3 separate regions of the Homo sapiens genome follow, and regions 2 and 3 are each linked to region 1. Evidence: chromatin contacts called from ENCODE Hi-C or POLR2A ChIA-PET data. All regions are on one chromosome and are shown on one strand. The core of a region is the stretch at or near the end of the contact, and the rest is flanking DNA. Distances in the headings are between cores, read along the strand shown. Region 1 overlaps DLEU2 (deleted in lymphocytic leukemia 2). Region 2 overlaps DLEU1 (deleted in lymphocytic leukemia 1). Region 3 overlaps DLEU1 (deleted in lymphocytic leukemia 1).

What was found. Hi-C counts contacts between places; a loop is a spot of excess contacts on that map. ChIA-PET counts read pairs that join two places held with the same protein, here RNA polymerase II (POLR2A). Pooled maps may share reads with other maps.
Region 2: a pooled map shows a loop between it and region 1 (2.2-fold over the local background). The contact joins two enhancer-like sites. A Hi-C loop is called at or near these places in 1 of 50 pooled maps. POLR2A ChIA-PET finds 5 or more read pairs at or near these places in 3 of 52 experiments (OCI-LY7, PC-9 and activated B cell).
Region 3: a pooled map shows a loop between it and region 1 (4-fold over the local background). The contact joins two enhancer-like sites. A Hi-C loop is called at or near these places in 5 of 50 pooled maps. POLR2A ChIA-PET finds 5 or more read pairs at or near these places in 4 of 52 experiments (IMR-90, PC-9, activated B cell and 1 more).

Annotation. Positions count from the first base shown.
Region 1 is chr13:50,104,006-50,108,936 of GRCh38, reverse strand. All of the region lies in intron 1 of DLEU2 (deleted in lymphocytic leukemia 2), which reads left to right. All of the region lies in intron 2 of DLEU1 (deleted in lymphocytic leukemia 1), which reads right to left. Among named protein-coding and RNA genes, the nearest start is that of DLEU2, 19 kb to the left of the region's middle. Within about 2 kb of position 2,261, at least 3 of the 41 ENCODE cell types and tissues checked have a DNase peak (open chromatin) inside an H3K27ac peak, as active enhancers do.
Region 2 is chr13:50,385,012-50,389,942 of GRCh38, reverse strand. All of the region lies in intron 2 of DLEU1 (deleted in lymphocytic leukemia 1), which reads right to left. Among named protein-coding and RNA genes, the nearest start is that of DLEU1-AS1, 140 kb to the left of the region's middle. Within about 2 kb of position 2,707, at least 15 of the 41 ENCODE cell types and tissues checked have a DNase peak (open chromatin) inside an H3K27ac peak, as active enhancers do.
Region 3 is chr13:50,364,048-50,368,978 of GRCh38, reverse strand. All of the region lies in intron 2 of DLEU1 (deleted in lymphocytic leukemia 1), which reads right to left. Among named protein-coding and RNA genes, the nearest start is that of DLEU1-AS1, 160 kb to the left of the region's middle. RefSeq lists a silencer at 1,852-2,146. Within about 2 kb of position 2,003, at least 16 of the 41 ENCODE cell types and tissues checked have a DNase peak (open chromatin) inside an H3K27ac peak, as active enhancers do.

The DNA of each region.
Region 1 (4,931 bases), core at 1,012-3,511:
GGTCGCGGAGGTTCATACCTGTAATCCCAGCACTTTGGGAGGCTGAGGTGGGCGGATCACCTGAGGTCAGGAGTTTGAGACCAGCCTGATCAACACTGAGAAACCCCGTCTCTACTAAAAATAACAAAATTAGCGGGTGGTGGCGGCGGGGCGGGGCGGGGGCGGCGCCTGTAATCCCAGCTACCCCGGAGGCTGAGGCAGGAGAATCACTTGAACCCAGGAGGCAGAGGTTGTGGTGAGCCAAGATCGTGCCAGTGCACTCCAGCCTGGGCAAAAAGAGCGAAACTGTGTCTCAAAATAAAAGAGAAAACAAAAAAAATTATTTTGGCCGGGCGCAGTGGCTCATGCCTGTAATCCCAGCACTTTGGGAGGCCAAGGCGGGCAGATCACGAGGTCAAGAGATTTAGACCATCCTGACCAACATGTTAAAACCCTATCTCTATAAAAATACAAAAAAAAAATTAGCTGGGCATGGTGGTGCGTGCCTGTAGTCCCCGCTACTAGGGAGGCAGAGGCAGTAGAATCGCTTGAGCTCCGAAGGCGGAGGTTGCAGTGAGCTGAGATTGCACCACTGCACTCCAGCCTGGCTACAGAGGGAGACTCCCTCTCAAAAAAAAAAAATATATATATATATATTTCTACCATTAGCTCTGGACATTGTAGTCATAGATGGGAGAATGTTTAGTGAAAAAAGGAAACTTTTGAAGTGATATAATCCAACTCTCATTTTACAGATGAGAAACATGAAGCGCAGATATGTTAAATTAAATATCTTTACTGCTCAGAGCACTTTTTTTTTTTTTTTTTTGGAGAAAGGGAGGGGCTTCTAATACTATTATGGCCTACTGCCTGCCTGTAGATAAAAGGTAATAGGAAGACTATGTAGCCATCACTATTGGACAAACCCAAGAAAGATATCTTATTTTGATCATAAGTATATATTTTCCCCTCAAGATTCTTGTTGGAGGATCCATTCCACCTTTATCTATTACCACAGACACAAAAGGGAAGTTCCTTTACACAAATCAATAATCATCCACAATAAAACCCATGAGAGAAGCTGGAGTTAGTTGGCAAAGCCACAGCATTTTACCACTCCTGGGAGGAACATTTACCTATATCCATATGTATGCATACCTGTAGCCTCTCAGTTGTGCTTCAGAAAAATCCCAGTTGCATACATTACAGTGTGTGACCACTGGAGTTGTGTATCACAGGGACACTTCATATATGTTTTATAGATCAAATTAATGACGGCAGGCTAATTGCCATAATAGATCATCCCCAAAATATATAGTGGCTCAAAGTTGTTCTTGCAAAACAAGTTTACTTTACTATTTCTTTAGTAGTTTCCAAGGTCTTACTGTACCTAAGCATTTAGGACCTAACTTCCAAGGTTTCCTTGGAGGGGTCAGTCTGTTGGGAGTTTTTTAGGGACAGGAGCTTAAAGTAGTTGATTTCTTTAGTTGACTTAAAGAGCTTAAAGTAGTTGACATCCATTCTCATTCCACTAGCTAGAGCTTAGTCATATGCCCACATCTAACTGCAAGAGAGGCTAGGAAATGAAATTTATCTGTACGGCCATGAAGTGAGAACATGGATTTTGATGTCTAGCTGGCTGTCATTGCTTACTTGAGTGCCCCCCTCCCTCCCAAATTCCTAAGTGGTTACCAAAAAATAAATTAGCTGACACAATTATGCTTCAAATAGAAAAAGTTAATAGTGAAACAAAGGGACTTTTATTTAAGAATTAACCTCTATCGTTTACCTCCTTTAGGCAGAATTGTTAATTTTGCATACCAATAGTCAACTGGCAACTGAAATCTCAAAATGAGGAAAAAGCAAATTTTTACAAGCATTACCTTTACATACATATTTAGATGGAGTTTGGCTTGGTTTTCTTATTCCATTACTAGTCAAATTCACAACTCAGACTTATAGCTCCTTACTTGTTTTAGGGGCTACCCTATTATTAAATGATGTTTGAAAAATACTCAACTTTTTACAACAAAGATAGCAGTTCCACAAATGAAAACAGCAGTAAGTTAGGTCTGTTTGTTTCCTTTGGATAAGTTGTTATAATCCTCAAACTGTACTCAACTATTCAGTTTTTCATAGAAGCACTGCATGGTTGCACTTCTGAAATCAAAAACAGGAAGTATGCCATATAAATGTCAGTAAAACTAAAACTCAGTTCTATGGTTTGATGTTTCTCTTCCTGCTGTATTTTCATATTATGTATGATTTTATGTGTACTTAGAATGACTGCGTAAAGGCAAACACTAATCTTACCTGATTTGTTTTCTTTGACAGCCTAACACAGTTTTAGGTTGGGTATGGGGGGCATGGAGGAAACCTGTGAAATAACCTAATATTGTAACTTTCATGGAGGGAAAGGAAAGGGCCAAGAAACTGCTGTTAATTTGGCATTGTTAGAAATTGCTTTTATGTATAGGCTGCCCAACTTTATTATTGCCAGAATACAGTATAGATAAAGAGGGCAGAGTCTTTTAACTATTTAAAAATCTACTACAGAAAAAAACTGTTACACTTTGTCTTATTTTGACACCTAAGCAATTCTTGAATGTGTTCCACTACCTTAATTCCTTCATGAGACAATTAAGGAGTGGCCTAAATACTGTGAAAATCCAGGATATCCCTGCTTGTTCTCTGTGAAGAAGTAGGAGTCTTCTTATAGTTAATTAATATTTCCAATATAACACCATTCCACAGAAATTTCTATAGAAATTCCAAGAAAATATTTAAACTGACCAGTCCAGAAGTTTTACGTTACTTCAAATATTTCTGGAGAAATGTTACGAACACATAGGTGTCTCTGTAACTTTAAAATGTTTTTCTTTAGGAAACTGTTTCTCTTTAGTTTGTACTTAAATTGAACACTGAAGGAACAATTTACAGTCACATACTATAGGAGTGAAGTAACAAAAAATAGAGCCTGTCTAAACTCCCTTGAAAGACCACACTGACCCAGAAAATATGGCTTAAAAGACAAAAAGGTACCCCGATTGTTTACTGTCTTTTTTTTTTGCAGCATATGAGGCACTGTTGAGTGGCACATACAATATATATAACATTTGAGGCATTATCTTTTGATTGAAAATACAGAAGAGATATGGGTGTATGTGAGAAGTAACATAAATAAGGGTAGGTTAATGAAGTGCAAACTATACATAATTGCTAAAGGGATGTGGAAAATCAAGTGATTTAAATCTAGATTGATATTGGGTAGAAGTCTGCTGGAATAGGCAAATCTTTTTTTTTTTTTTTTGGAGACGGAGTTTTGCTCTTTTGCCCAGGCTGGAGTGAAGTGGCGTGATCTCAGCTCACTGCAACCTCTGCCCCCCTGGGCTCAAGTGATTCTCCTGCCTCAGTCTCCCAAGTAGCTGGGATTACAGGCGCCTGCCACCACGCCCGGCTAATTTTTGTACTTTTAGTAGAGATGGGGTTTCGCTATGTTGAGACTGGTCTCAAACTCCTGACCTCAGGTGATCCACCTGTCTCAGTCTCCCAAAGTGCTGGGATTACAGGCGTGAGTCACTGCGCCCAGCCAGCAAATCTTATGTAGAATTTTTAAGGAGTGGTGAATTTGGATTGCCAGAGAGAAAAGATAACCATTCATTCATTCATCAAAGATTTATTGAGTGCTTACTGTGTGCCAGGCACTGTTCTAAAGACACAGCAGCAAACAAAACTGTTATAGAACAGGATAAGGCAGGTCATCTCCCAGATACGACACTTTGATAGGAACACAAAATACAAATAGGAGAGTAGAAAGAGATGAAATACAAAGAGAAAGAGCTGATATTGGGCTTATATTAATATTGAAAGGCCTTACATGCTAGATATTCTAAATGGGAGAAACATGCTGGAAAGATACTTGGCATGAATGAACTTATGTCCCTATGTTCAGAACAGACTGCTTTCCCTTCTCTGTTGGTTGGCTCTTCTAGCCTCCTAGGAACTTTTATAATCACCAGTATGATCCAATATAAATACTGCACATATGAAGGTTCCCAGTTGAGGAGTTTGGAAGCAAAAAGGGAAAGAATGGCTGGCAAAGGCTTCAATCTTCTGTCTCCTTTTATCTTCCCAATGGCTAGTAGAAAATACTATCATCAATCTCTTCCTTGCAACAATCTCCCATTTGATATTTGTCTGCATTGTGACTCAATTCCTGAAGGTTCTGTTCTTCATTCCTTTCTGGTAGAATCACTGAAAAGAAAGGAGATTACATTTACATTTGCTTTCTAGTCAATCAGGTTTTTCTTATTCGCCCAGCAACACTTCTCTACAGAGAGTTTGATGAAAAGTATTTTATGTTTTATATAGGCTAGTGGAGACATGGGTATGGCAGGATGGGAGGGTAGGGAAAATATCAAGAGGCTATAGTCTTGATATATAGTACTCTTGATATAGTACAAGCTTGATATTTAATAGCTTGAATTAAATGGGCAATTTTAAAAATGAAAAGAAACATATCTGCAGTGCCTTACAAAGAAGTAACTATAAGAAGTAACAAGTTTAGTGATCATTTACCTATAGGGAAGAAATAAAATAAGGAAATGAACCTAAGATTGTAAACTTAAAGGTCCAAAAACTTGTGTTGTCACCAACAACAGCCAAGAAATTTGGAAGAAATACCTTGAAGGAAAAAAATAATGTCAGATCTAAGTGGGATATTACTAGAAGACAGAGGAGAAGCTTTCTTGATAAGCTATCTGGCCTGTTGATGTACATATGAAAGTCATCATCATACAGAAATTGAGTCCAGGCGCAGTGGCTCATGCCTGTAATCCCAGCACTTTGGGAGGTCTTGAGCTCAGGAGTTCGAGACCAGCCTGGGCAACATGGCAAGACCCCATCAATACAAAAAATTTTAAAAAGTTAGCCAGGCATGGTGACACACCCTT
Region 2 (4,931 bases), core at 1,458-3,957, 280 kb before region 1:
TTTTGTAAACAGTTCCTTTATTAAACTCTTCCCAGCATGAGCGCACCATCTGTTTCCTGCCAGGATCCTGATGGATAGAGCACGCTCAGAAAAACAACTTTAACAGGGCCTTAGAAACAGGATGGTAAAATATCAGCCCACTGTCAAGGAGGGGAGAACACATTAAATACCTCCAAAATAATAACTCATAAGCTTTATTCACATGTATTGCCTAATTTAATGCATTTAACAACACTCAGATTACATAGGTAATGATATCATTTCCATTTAAAGTTGAGAAAATTGAGACTCTAAAGCAGGTGGGCCACTGGGATTCCCTGACCTTCTTTAGGCTATAAATCCTCTTATCTCCCCACTACCCCTAACCCATTTCATTCAGACAACACACACCACCAACGCTGAAATGTAGAGCTCTCCAACTTCTGGGGCAGCCAGGACATTTTTAAAGTCCTTGAAGCCCAGGAAGGGTGTGGTCATCCCAACTTTGCTCTGCTTCTGTTAAAATCCAAATGCTAGAAAAATAGTCCGTGGTAAATTCAGCCAGTTTGGAGACCTGAGCATATTGTTCAGAGACCCCTCTTGCATTTATTTTAAAGAAACTATTTTTAAAAACTAAAATGCAATATGGGAGTTGTAGTGTGTACAGCTCACTGAAGTATTCCTTAAACATCACTCCAGGGCTCCACAGGAGTTCCCAAGCTTCAGGTTGTGAAACTCATGATACAGAATTTAAGTCAGCAGAATAGATTAAGACCTCAGGCTCTGGGAATGGGCAGATCTGAGTTCCTTTACAACATTTGCTAGCAGCCATATTCTAGGCAAGCTGCAGAATTTTTCTTATCTTCAGTTTTCTCATCTGTAAAATGGAGATAATAATAATACCTACATCATAATGTTAAATAAATTAAATAAGCTCAGTCATTTTAAGTGCTTAATACAGAGCCTGGCTCACTATAATCACTCAATAAAATACAGCCAACATTAATATTCAGATTCAAATTCACAGCAAAGATTCATCTTATTATAATATGGCATGTAAATATTAAAAGAAAAATGTCTTTAAATCCTTCTGGACACATATTAAAGCTTCCCAATTGGGAATTTACAAAGAAATAGCCTTAAGAGTATCCAACATTGCTCCCATTTCCATTTCAATAAAAGACTCCAGAAGTTGCTGGTCCTCTAAATAAGCCTTGTCATTTCCTTAAGTAAACTTTCCATACCACTGGGTATAAAATGTAACAGAAAGCTATGTGCTCAATTTATTTTATAGTTTCTTACTTATTGTTTTCCATTTCCTGTTTCAAAGCTGTAAACGTTCCTTAAACTGCAGCTAAAATTACTATTGCCATTGAATTACCTAATTTCTTAGTGTAGAGTCTGGATTGGAGGGCACTCCACCCCCAGTGGGCTACAAGCGGCATGTTGCTAAGCAAGGGCTGTGCAGTTCACTCTTGCACGTGGTTCTGACTTTGCCATTTGATGCAGGTGGGTTCTTTCTGCAAATTGCTCATTAGAAAATCTGGATCCAGATTTTAACCATGGAAGTTATTCTAGAAATATTTAAGGACTGATTGATCCACCAGAAATGGGAACATTTTTACCATATTTGGTCATCGTTCACAGGGAGACCAGAGTTCTCCCTTGTAAAGGCTTTCAACCTATTAAATATTTTATCTCCAAATTCCAGTGAGTCTTTGGAAAAACCTCCAATCTATCCTTCCCCCTTCAGTCAAGGCCAGGATCATGGAGCCCTGCCCTCTAAGATTGACCCATGGAAAGCTCAGGGAAGCGTACTCCTCAGACATCAGTGTCCAGGCACAAGCAAGGCCTTCTGGGGACATCATTCCGTGGAGCTGGGTGCAAGGCCAATGTCTAATCTATTCCAAGAATCAGAACCTAGTTAATGTCTCTCACACACTCCTCTAGAAATGACCATAAAGTTAATGCCATAATCAAATATTTGGGTTTTTTGTTTATTGGTTTGTTTTGTGCCTCCTTCATAATCAATCTCTATTCTGAAAAATGAGAAGTAAACTGCAGCTGTTGGGATTTTCTGCAGATGGTCTCGAGATGGACAGCAAGGTCCCCAACATAAGACTCTATACACTTATGATAATTTTTGTCAGCCATAAACAGATATAATCTCAACCACAATGACTTTAGGCATCCCAAGGCTTCAATCAAATAAGTTTAGATGTCCAAGTATTCAATTTTTATTTAAAATATCACCAGAACTTCAGTGACTCTGAAAACCAATCTTTCATTTTTCCTTAATGGTACCACTGGCTGATCAGACAGACAGGACTCCTGATATTCTAAGTATAAAGGTTATTAAACTGTTAGGCAAACTGTCTTCAGCGAAAAACAGGTTTCAGTTTTCAGTAACCCAAAATAGCATACCACCGTGGCCACTGTGATCTTAGGTAGATCCACCACCGGTGAGGGAATCACTAAAAAAAATGGAAGCTACAGAGTAGTGTTGCCTCAAGCCCTGTGAGCCACCAAGCCTTGATGCCAGAAAGTCTGGATATCATGCAAAGTAGCTGGAAAGCAGGCTACCTGTTGCATGGTGGTGAACTGACGGCATCATCAGGCATTCTGCCCTCCCCACCACAATCTAAATATCAGCAGATGAAATAAACTCGGCGCCAGTGCTGAAGTGGCTCCAACTGTCTCCATCATCAGACACACCCCCTGGCCCTGGCCACTGGGAGGTGCCCCAGAGACAGCAGGTGGGGCTTCTGCTCTCTAAATACAGGAGGCCCTTTCAGCTTCTGCTCTAAGCTCCTTTTAAACCACCACTGGAGATTGGAAAAATCAAAACTTCACAGCAGTGATAAGAGCACTGAAAAGAAGCAGATTTCCTGAGTCTTGAAAGGAAGGGGAATTGGAAGATAATATTTTTCTCACTGCTGTGCCTGTGTTTTCTTAGGCCCAGCTAAATCCAAGGCGGTCTCTCCCAGGCCTAGGCTCTCCGGAGGACTGCGCGCAGGCAGCTGCCGAGGGAACAAGGGAACTTGCTGCCCAAAATGTGTAGCTGCGAGTCCAAGAAAAGGACACAAAATCCTCAGGAAGAAGGTGTGTAATATTTTTGTTGAATCAAATCGTGATTGTGTAAGGGGAAAAAAGACACACATAAAAGGCTATTTAGCGTTTGGCAAAAAGGGGGAAAAAAGAGCTTTCTGTGTTCAGTACAAACTCACTTCAAGGGAGCTGTAGATCAAATTACCAGCCTGTGACATGTGGAGATTGGCTGAGCAGCGGGCTGACAGTAACTCAAATTCCAAAGCTTCTGGACTGTTCCCGAGCCCATAAACTACACAGAAAATGATCCTGTTTGCTGAATTATTTTCAGTTGCAACAGCTGCTGTAACAACTCAGAGAATTTTAATATGTATATACAGGGCTGATGAGTAACCACTTCAAATATTCTGCAATGGGGTCTCATCTTCCCTTTCAATCCTTTTAGGTGGAGGTGCTAGAGCTGCTGTGAGGGGCCCAGAAAAATGAATGGGCATGGGTGCATGTTCAGGGGTTCACACAAGGAGTAGAATTAGAACTGGAATTCTGAGGGGAAGATCCACAGGAGGAAAAGAAATGTATCTTTTCACAATAAACATATACGTATGCATGACTTTTATAATTCAAAAAGTGAATTTTTTAAAAAATCTGGATAAACCCCATATATCATCATGATTAAGAAAGTATCCAATAAAAAAGGTTCGGAAATTAATTTGAATTTAACAAGTGAGTTTGCAATTTAATTTACTAAGAGGTGAGTATATGAGTGGCATTACAGAGTCTACAGACAAGGTTTGGTTGGCACCTGTGTTTATGGACCTCTTGTAATAAATCAAGGGAACATGGGGATGAGGCCCAGGCTGTACTGGAGCAGGGATTGCAATTGCCAGACAGTCCAGGTAAGGACTTATTTATTCATTTGGGCTGGCACAGGGCTTTAAAGCATTGGAATCTGAATGTCTTTAAGTGGGAATGCACCCTTCATTGTGACAGCAACCACCACACGTCTTTATTCTACATCCTGGATTTGCACATCCACATGCATGGTCCCTAAGGCATTTGAGTTTCCAACACCTGCTGTCCAACCCCATCACTTCCATTTCTGATCAGGAAGTCAAACGTCAGGATATCAGTGAGTGAGAAAGGAGAAAACTGTGTTGGAAAGTAAATGAAACAAATTAACAGAATAACAAAATTGATAAGCACCATTCTAGCAGTATATCAGTTTGTTGGGGCTGCCCTTAACAAAGTATCACAACTGGGTGACTTAAACAACAGAAATGTATTTTCTTGCAATTCTGGAGGCTGGAAGTCCAAGATCAAGGTGTTGACTGGCAGGGTTGGTTTCCTCTGAGCCTGTGTCCTTGACTTACAGATGATTGACTTCTCTGCATGTCTTCACATGGTCTTTCCTTTATGCATGCATATCTGTGTCCTAATCTCCTCTTCCTGTAAGGACTTCAGTCATATTGGATTAGGGCCCACCCATATGACCCCCTTTTCCCTTCATTACCTTTTTAAAGGCCCTATCTCTAAATATAGTCACATTTTGAGGTATTGGGGGATAGGACTTCAACGTACAAATGGTCAGTAGGTTACTATTCAAAGAAGAAAAAGTTGTCTATACTCTCTCTCTCTCTATATATATATATAAATATATAATCAATATTGGCCCACAAAAACATTCCCCCTACAAAACCTTCTTTAGCCAAACCAACCCATAATTAATCATAATACAGAGATTCACAAACTCTTCCATTTATACTCCTGGGAGTCTTAGAGGATGTCTCAAAACAGCCTTCAATAAGCATAAAATTCCTTTGGCATCTCCCTTTTGCAGGCTATTCCAAAATATACCCATGTTTATTTTAATATAAAAGTAACTTCCCTCAAGTCTACTCACACTT
Region 3 (4,931 bases), core at 754-3,253, 260 kb before region 1:
AAAGGGCATTGTCAATTTAAGTGATAGTTAAGGTCACAAAGACAAGACACATAAGGCTTTATTGTGGAAACAACAAGTAATTTTGTGTAACTAGATATAAAGCTAAAGGGACAGTGTGATGCAACAGGAGCCCAGAGCCCAGAGGGGGCATAAATCATGGAGGCTTATTCAAGCATCATGCTTAGACTTGATGCTATAGATGATCAGAGCCACCAAAAGGCAACACACAAATAGATATTTATTTTAAGGAATCTATATGGCCCTGGTATGGCTGGAGGCCAGTTGGGAACCCCAGAGCTTCCTGGAGGACACCCACCATGGGGATTGGACCAAGCATTCCATTTTCATTCTCTGGGGGCTACAATGGGCTGCTAGACTGGCAGCTGGGTGCTGGACTCAAATTTGAGTCTTCTCATCTTCAAACTCTTCATCTTCTCAAACTGAAACAGCAAATTCTGAGAGTCTGAATCTCTGTTCTGACACTTTAAAGAACACTTTTTCAGGGTCCTAGTCACTGGGGTTTTAGAGCGGCTGCTTGAGTTAGGGTAGTTATATAGAATGTGGAATAAATAGCCATTGGACCTTTGGCTTTAACATTACACATTTCAAATTCTGTTTTATCTATAGAACTAACCTGGCCTATACTTGTGTTGACCCACTAGTAAAAAAGAGAATGTCTATTAAGCTTGGGCCAATTTATACTCTTTGAATGAATGTGTTCTGTATGGTGGGAGGAGAAAGATTTGGCCATACATTGCTACATCCCATGTTGCCTATGGACAAGAGTGTTCCTGACTGTATTCCTTTCCTAGGGCTACCATAACAAAGCACCATACATTGAGCAGCTTAAAACAGAATCATATTCTCTCACAATTCTGGAGGCTAGAGGTGTAAAATTGAGGTGTCAGCAGGGACATGTTCCCCCCTAAACCTGCGGGTGAGTGTCCTTCCTTGCTGCTCTCCTAGCTACTGGTGATTCACTGGCAATTTCTGGCATTCTTTGGCTTGTAACTGCATTAATGCCAGTCTCTGCCTTAGTTGTCACGTGGCATTCTCCTCATGTGTCTCTGTCTTCACAAAGCCACCTTCTTATAAAGACACCAGTCATATTGGGTTAGGGGCTACTCTGGTCTGAATGTTTGTGTCCCCTCAAAACTCATATGTTGAAATCCTAACCTCCAAGTTGATGGTATTAGGAGGTGGTGACTTTTGAGAAGCCATGAGGGAGGAGCCCTCATGAATGGGATTAGAACCTTTATAAAAGAGACCCCGTAGAGCTAGTTTGCCCCTTCCCCTATGTGAGGACACAGTCAGAAGGCACCATCAGTGGACCAGGAAATGGGCCCTCACTAGACACTGAATCTGCTGGTATCTTGATCTCAGACTTCCCAGCCTCCAGAACTATGAAAAATAAATATCTGTTGTTTATAAGCCATCTAGTTTATGGTATTTTGTTATAGCAGCTCAAACAGGCTAAGACATGAGCCCACTCTGCTGTGAGGGAGAACCTGTCCCAGGTCTCTCTCCTGGCTTCTGGTGGTTGGCTGGCAATCTTTGGCATCCCTTGGATTGGAGTTACATCTCCCCACCTCTGTCTTTATGTTCAAGACGTTCTCCCTGTGTACAAATTTCCCCTTCCTATAAAGGCACCAGTTATCTTGGTTTGGGACCCACCCTACTCCAGTACGACTTCATCTAAACTAATTGTATCTACAACGACCTTATTGCCAAATAACGTCACATTCTGAGGAAATGGGGATTAGGACTTCTACACATCTTTTGAGGGGAAGATATCACTCAACCTATAGCGATACCTCTTCTTTTGGCTGTTCAGTTGCAGTATTTAATCCAGTGCGATGAATGTGACAGTAAGTGTCCCAATGTGAATTAAGTCACCAGGCCAGCTCTGCCTACAAAAGCGCATAGTAGCACCATGGTTAGTTACCTCACACCAACACACCAAACAGCTTCACTTTCAAGATGACTGGAGAAGAGGTTGAGTGGGGTTTCATCAAACTTGTGGTCATTCTGACTAAAAGCTGGAATGGGAACTTTTCATTGTCACTTAAGACATAATGGCATTGTTGAACTTTAATGGCACAGCAAATAGAATATCAGTTTATGGGGCACACTCAGGTGCTTCTGTGCTGTCATCTCATTTGAGGCTTTTCAAAGGACAGTGGTGCTTTTAATCACAGCAACACTATATAATAATTAGTAATGACAATATGTACTTTGAGTTGCCCTAGAGGGCCACAGAATCTCAGGCTGCCACCCCTGCAATTAGATTAACAGCTGGCAAAAAGCCAAATTAGGGAGAGAGGGGAGAGATCTACTATCAAATTCAATAGGCGTTTGTTTTGAATTAAGCATTCAACCTCCTGGTGGGGAAATCTGCTCTGATTGTACCCTGCCATTTATATACGTAAAATACGTTAAAAGAAAAATACATATTCTGTACCCTGTTAGCCATTAACAGTTTTCAGAGTTCTTTCTCATTAGGCTATTTCTAATGGGACCCATGAGACTCAAGTTCATGATTGAGGGAGCTGCCCCTATGCCAGAGAAGGTCCCTGAGAACAACCAGGAAGACACAGTTTGTATGCCCCTTATTTATTTTATTTCATTCAAGCAAACAGTTGGCAAGAGCAGACATTTCCTATTGCCTGGGCACTGTTTAATCACTGTTTAAATATTTGCCATCCTGTCTTTGTTTTGGTTAGAATTGCTGAGTTAATGTAATACAGATTTGTACCCTCTGCTGAGTGAAATATAGATTTCGTCTTCTGAACTAGGGCTATGTTCACTGGAAATAGTTTTCTCACTCCCCACCCCCACTGCTTGTCTTTCATTTTATGCATTATATTAATCCTTTTCATAGCTTCTCAAATGCCTACAGGTTACCGACAAATTGCCCCCAGGCAGTTTCAACACTTTCGGTTTCAGCAAACCTGGCCTTATGTGTGACTCATTGTGAAATTTTAAGGACTCTTAAGTCAATCTCTGAGTACCAACTTAGAAAAATATCCGTCCTAGGCAAGAACCTCATCATCTGATGGACATTCTGAGGTTAAGGTAAAATGAGTTTCTGGCCTCAGGCCAGTTTCTGACCGGCAGCGGGTTTGTACCAAGGACCCCTTCTGTTAACGAAACTCTGCAAGGTGGAGCTGGATCCGGGTTAACTTGGCTTCTGTGTAACCTGATTTCCCCCAGGCCTCACAGCCTGGGTATACTTAAACAGTCACCTTAACAGTCATAACTCAGATTTCACTGCCTCTCACTCCCACCTGTTGATAGAGAGCCTATGGCTCCATATTTTACAGAATTTTTATAAAAGTGCATTTCAATTTTAACAGACTCTCAATGTCACACTTCACAAATCGAATGGGATCTGAACAGGAAAGAACTATGAGTATGTGGCAGCATTCTCACTCTTTCTCCTCCTCTCTGATAACCATGATTCAGTTCTCTAGCAAGGCTGTCATTTCCGGCTCCTTCTCCCCTCAGAACAAGCACCCTCTCACTCCCACACTCCTCAGTCCTCAGCAGTAGGTTCTTCTGCAAGAACTTGCAGACTGGCCAGATGGTCAGCTCTCAATCCCAATTGGACTCTACCTTAGGACTCCAGCAGACCTGAAATAGCTGCTCACTTCTCTGGAAAAAAACTTTGTTGAAATTAAAAGGTCTGAGGCCTCTTATTCCAATAATTGCAGACTAGGTAATTACTACCAAACCATCTACAAAAGCAAACTAGAAAAACTGGATAAAATATTAAAAATATGTTCAATGAAACAAGAAAGTGAACACAATAGTGAATAATCATCATGACAGAACCCAACAGAAGACATAAGATAGAAAACGAATGAGAAGAACCCTACCAAAGCCCTAACTTACTGACATGAAAGTTTCCAGGCCATATCATAGGAATGAGAAACTCCAGTGCAGCTCAACGATTCCCTACAATGAAGAAATGAAGCAAGGGTTTGGAAAGACCAACATGGCTAAAGTTGGCAGGACAGAGAGGGGACAAAGAGTTGCAGGGAAAGAGAATCAGACATCTGTAGATGGTCCCCCTGAATATTCAACAGAGTACTAATCAGTGCACACAGCTGAGGAAGCTAGCAGAGACCAGGGGAAGAACCATCTAAAAGAATTACAAAGAACAGCAACTGGAGCTCACATGAGGTCAGAAAAAGTGACTGTTGCCAGTAACTAGATTGAAGAACCTTATAATTTTACATATAATTGAGTAGAATATTCAGAAAGATGTTGCCTCAGTAGTAGAAGGTTATTAGCCCTAAGCTAAACGATGTTCTAGTCTTGCTTTCCAAATATGAAAGGTAAGCCATAAATGGATCAGTTTCTAAGTAACTTAACTGCATCTCAGAACAAAGCCCAAACATGTATAGGAATAAAAAAAAATAACCATCACAATGTCTGCCATTCAAACAAAAGTTATTGGGCATGCAAAGAAATGAGAAAACATTGAGGAGAAAAATTAGTCAAAAACAACCCAAAACTGACACAGATGTTAAAATTAACAGGCAAAGGAATTTAAAAAGATATTAAAATTGTATTCCATATATTCAAAAAGTTTAACAGAAATGGAGGAGTTATTTTTAAAGACCTAAATCAGACTCCTAGAGACAAAAACTGCACTGGAAGGGATTAATGGCAAGTAAATTCAACTAAACATTTAAGGAAGAAATAATGCCATTTGTACGTAGACTCTTCCAGAAAATTAAAGAAGAGAGGAGATTTCCCAATTCATTCTGCAAGGCCAGCATTGCACTGATAACAAAACTAAACAAAAATATTTCAAGAAAAGAAAACTACAACCTAATATTCTTCATAAAACAGATGTAAAAATTCTCAATGCAATTTTAGAAAATCAGATTCAACAATATATAAAAGGGATAATACATCATGAC